Linked DNA regions of Homo sapiens: region 2 is linked to region 1. The links are chromatin loops, found by intact Hi-C in ENCODE. Cell type or tissue: mammary epithelial cell. All regions are shown on one strand. Region 1 overlaps MGLL (monoglyceride lipase). Region 2 overlaps KBTBD12 (kelch repeat and BTB domain containing 12).

The links. Peaks named below come from ENCODE experiments on the same cell type or tissue, not always from the same donor. Only the 100,000 strongest peaks of a DNase experiment are listed, where the experiment ranks them.
Region 2: it touches region 1 in a loop (5-fold over the local background); 5 of 110 quality-filtered maps call a loop at or near these places.

The regions. Positions count from the first base shown.
Region 1 is chr3:127,816,665-127,819,164 of GRCh38, reverse strand. All of the region lies in intron 2 of MGLL (monoglyceride lipase), which reads left to right. Among named protein-coding and RNA genes, the nearest start is that of MGLL, 4.6 kb to the left of the region's middle. RefSeq lists an enhancer at 619-1,818. In mammary epithelial cell, no CTCF peak of the experiment used is centred here; a DNase peak (open chromatin) is centred at 1,454; H3K27ac peaks cover 1,528 bases.
Region 2 is chr3:127,970,136-127,972,635 of GRCh38, reverse strand. All of the region lies in intron 5 of KBTBD12 (kelch repeat and BTB domain containing 12), which reads right to left. Among named protein-coding and RNA genes, the nearest start is that of KBTBD12, 56 kb to the right of the region's middle. In mammary epithelial cell, a CTCF peak has its summit at 1,462 (motif pointing right); no DNase peak of the experiment used is centred here.

The DNA.
Region 1 (2,500 bases):
CCTGGCTTAACCCGCTTTATGCAAGCAAATTCTGTCGTATAAACACCAGCCTCCTCGGACTGGACCCTGAGAAAGAGAAAGCATGTCTTGGGTTAGCCTTTACCATCAGTGCTGTTTTTAACGTAGCAGGCCAGAGTCTCCGTATTTCATCATCAGGAATCAGAACTTAAACCTCCATTTGGCAGTACCAAGGCAAATTCATGCTGTAGTGTTTACGGTAATAACAAATCTTATACTTAAGGCATGGCACAATTATCTCATATTAATTGAGTGCCAGGTATGTTCTAGGGTCTGGACTAGATTCTGTGCACACATGACCTCATTTTACCTTCACATCAATCTGTGAGACAAGTATTATTATTCTTACTATTCCCATTTTACAGATGAGGAAACAGAGGTCCAATGTTACAAAGTATCTTTCTCCAAATGACCCTGCTGGCAGTAGTGGGATTTGGTCCGCAATCTTCTGACATGGACCAAATCCAATTGTTCTCCTTACACCACCAAGCAGGACAGATTTCTTCTTTATAGGTAGTGTTTTCCTGATAAATTCTTACATTTTGGGTTAGGGTAAACATCATTTCCTAGGGTAAAGAGGAAGAGAATAATTAATTCTCCCTAATCGTTTGCTCATAATATATCAAAGGTGGGAAATCAGCTGGGTTCCGTGGTACACATCTGTAGCCCCAGAAACTCAGAAGACAGAGGCGGGAAATTCCTTGAGACCAGGAGTTTGAGACCAGCCTGGGCAACGTGTTGAAATTCTGTCTCTTAAAAAAAAAAAAAGATTAGAGATAGGTATCCCTTCTGAAAACAACAACAACAATAACAAAAAACAGAATTTATGCCCTTGCCTGACTGGCTGCCTTATCCAATTCAACATGCTGGAACTTAAAAATATTGGCCGGGTGCAGTGGCTCACGCCTATAATCCCAACACATCGGGAGGCTGAGGCGGGTGGATCACTTGAGGCCAGGAGTTCGAGACCAGCCTGGCCAAAAGTGGTGAAACTCCCTCTCTACTAAAAATACAAAAAATTACCGGGGTGTGGTGGCAGACGCCTGTAGCCCCCGCTACTCGGGAGGCTGAGGCAGGAGAATCGCTTGAACCCAGGATGCAGAGGTTGCAGTGAGCGGAGATCGCACCACTGCACTCCAGCCTGGGTGACAGAGCAAGACTCCATCTCAAAAAAAGAAAAAGGGGGGGATACTGGATCATGAGCAAATGTCCACTGATGCTATCAGCACGGCGATGGAGACTGGCCCATGGATGGGGGCAAGCCGCTTTGTGGGCTCTTGAGCTAGGAAGTCACAGTTTCTCTTGTGCCCCTTTGAGAAATATTTAGCACCTTTGTATTCAGCCAACCAAGTGGCTCTCAGTCCATAGAAAGACGTCTAGAAGTTAACTGTGAGAATTCCTTACCCATGAGCTCAGGTGAGGGAAGGGTGCGGTCTGAAAACATTGTGCAATATGATGACTTAGACTCCAAAAATATCCTCATTTGACACTGGATGACCAGGAAGGCTGGAGAGCAGGCTGTAATTATATGATTGTACAACTCTGACCCCTGCCAGGCAGTGAGTTCAAGGCATGGAGCAGACCATATTTGCTGTTCATCTGCAAGGCCCGGCATGAAGGAGGTGCTGAGTAGAGGGTTACCGAGTGGACACATCTCACTCTCATCTTTCCTCAGTGCTAGTCCATCCACCGGCTCATGCCACTTGGCCTTCCTGGCAGCCCCTCAACTCTGGAGAGCTGGCCCACTTTCTTTTCTGTAGCTTCTGTTATGATGATAAAAACTGGTGTATTGAAGGAACTGGCTTAAAGTGTGATTGTCCCTCCCTCGCTGATGTCCCAAGACACACGACTGGGAGGCCAGCCCTCCCCACTTCCTCCAGAGCCCTGCCCTCACACCTCCAGTAAGTGCCTCCTCCTTTAAATCTCTGTTTAGCATTTTGTTCCAAATTCCCCTGCATTTATGGAGACCTTCTGGAACATAAGCCCTTTCTCTGAACCTTACTGGCCTTGCCTTCTAGTCCTTTCTTGCCTCAGACCTCGGTCACGTGGCTTTTCTCTCCAGGAACTTTGTAGTCACCCCTCACCATGGCTCCCTCCTCTCCCACCTGGCCAGCTCCACCGGTCTGAGCTGCCTCGGGGCCAGGGTGCAGCCTGCATGGTTTTCAGGATTTTCCCGTCGGTGACATGGAGCTAGGTGCTGCAAGGGGAACACAGGCCGTGGATGGACTAGCAAGGGAGATTTGGCATTGTTTCTGGAACCTGCCCAAGTCCTCAGAACTGTGGCCGCTTTCAGTGGATCTAGAACCAATAAGACAGGGCTCCTCCCTCCTGCAGTTCCTTCCCTTGCTCCCGGGAGTGGGGCTCAGTGATGGTCCCCATCACAGCCCTCCCGTTCTAGGCCCATGTTGACCCCTTTCTCCATGAAGCCTTCACTCTCTGTGTGTGTCTACAGCAATGGGCAGTGCCATCCTCGGGCACTTCC
Region 2 (2,500 bases), 150 kb before region 1:
CTATTTTGTGAAGAAGCACAACTACATTCTAAGCAGCTAGCTGAGTCCATCATCCAACAATACAGCAACTTCCTTATTTTGCCCTCAATGAGCTCTGTTAGGGCTGGAACCAAACATGTTTGTATGTGTATCTTTGGGGTTTAACATGGGCTTACTACCTAGAAAGGCATTCAATAAAGGTTTGTTGAATGAAAACCCAACAGACATCAGCCAGGCTCTTAACCCTGACTGCATGTTAGAAAAATCTGAAGATTTTTAAAAAATATTGATGCCCAGGCCCCATAACCAAATATTCTGATTTGATTTGTCTGGTATGGAGAGACAGTTTAGCCTACTGCTAAAAATATAGACTTTGGGGCCAGACTATCTAACTTTGAATCCCAAATTCAACATTTACCCTCTGTTTGACTTCTTTAGATGGCTTCAGTTTCTGCACCTTTAAAATAAGGGAAATAATAGTTGCAGGCTGTTGAGAGAATCAAATAAATTAACACATGCAAAGTGCTTAGAATTTTCCCTAGCACAGGGTAACCAGGTAACTGTCAGCTGTCAATTTTAATCTGCATTGGTTAGTAAAAGAATTCATTTTTGAAGTACTTCCCAGTGCATTTTCTCTTTCTGATAATTCAGATTTGTCCTCGACAGGCTTTTCACCATTAAGACTGTGCCACAAGACTAAACTAGAGGAGGCAGAGGGGTGATTTGAGGGAAGTTCTTGCTGGACAGATGGAGGAGGTAGAGAGCATTTCCAGTCCTGGGTGAAGGAAGGAAGATTTGGAGGGGCTGATACTAAGGTGAAAATGTTGTTTGGGTCCCCTAGAAGTTAGCCAAAGAAGATGATGAAAATGGCTCAGATGGGCTGAAGGCAGAAGGGACTTAGCCTGGACTCTGGGAAGAAATCCCCCTGCCCACAGCGGGTCCCACTGGCAGCCAGTATAGAGTTGAAGTGGAGAAACAGGAGGCCTCCCTGCTCCCTCAGCCTGCTCCCTGAGCTCCCCTGCCATCCTGGAGGAAGGGAAGACAGCCACAAGTGGCAAACAAGTGTGTACCGATGGGCTGCCATAGTAGGGAATGGGGGGACCCTGCACCAGAGTTCGGGGAAACAGACAGAAACCAGAGCCTGGCAAGAATATGCAGTTGAGTCTCAAAGGGCCAACAGCTGGAACAAGAGCCAAAGTGGGGGCTTTGTCAGCAGGGAGAAGGCTGAGCCCTCTGGGAGCAACTCCTCTTTGTGAGATATACAAGAATCCTGAGGGCACACTTGAGCTAGAAAACATGAGAGTGGCTCTTCGGTATTCAGTTCATTATGATTATCACCAAGATGCCCTCTGTCCAAGCCCACAGGGTCCCTTAAAAGGCAGGATTTCTGCGTGCCAACCACAGGAATCTTTTGCAGGTACCTAAGGCCACAGTGTTGTCATCCCTTGGATGTTCTTATAGCAGGGAATAGTTTCCTGCCACTAGGTGTCATCTGCCACCACTGTCTTCTCTGTCTCAGGAAGCCTAATTCTGTCTCTGGAATGGGCCATTTCTGCCTCTTTCACTCAAGGAACCTGCCTCTAAGCACCCTCACCATGGGCAGTTCAGCTTAATTCTCCTCATTAGTGTCAAACACCAAGCTGATTACTGTGAGGATATAAGAGAAGGAGTTCTGACTTTTTCACTTTAACAACAGCTTTATTGAGGTATAGTTCATATATCATAAAATTCACCCCTTGAAAATGTATAAAAAAATGGTTTTTTAGTATATTCACAGAGTTGTGCAGCCATCACCACTGTCTAATTTCAGAACATTTTCATCACTCCCAAAATAAATCCTCTGCCCATTAGCAGTCACTACCCATTCACCCTTTCTCCATTTTCTGGCAATCACAAATCTACTTTCTGCCTCTATCCATCTGCCTTTTCTGGACATTTCATATAAATGGAATCATGTGATATGTGGTCTTTTGTGATTGCCTTCTTTCACTTAGCATAATGCTTTCAAGGTTCATCTATGTTGTAGCAACTGTTAGTATTTCATTCCTTTTTATTGCCAAATGATATTCCACTGCTTAAATAGACAGTATTTTACTTATTTGTGTATTTTACTTATCTGTCCATCTGTGGATGGACACTTGGGTTGTTTCCACTTTTTGGCTGAGACGAATGCTGCTGCTGTGAACATTCAGGTACAAGGGTGGGCATATATTTTCAATTCTCTTGGATATATACCTAGGAGTGGGATTGCTGCATCGTATGGCAACTCTGTGTCAACCTCTTGAGGAACTGCCAGACTTTTCCAGAGCAGCTGCATTATTTTATATCACCAGCAACGTATGGTGGTTTTGATTTCTCCAAACCTCGACAATACTTGTTATTATCTATCTTTTTTTCATTGTAGTCATCCTTGTGGGTATGAAGTGTATCTCATCATGGTTTAGATTTGCATTTTCTTAATGGCTAATGATGTTGAGCACTAGATCATCTGTTTATATTCACTGGACAAGTGTCTATTCTG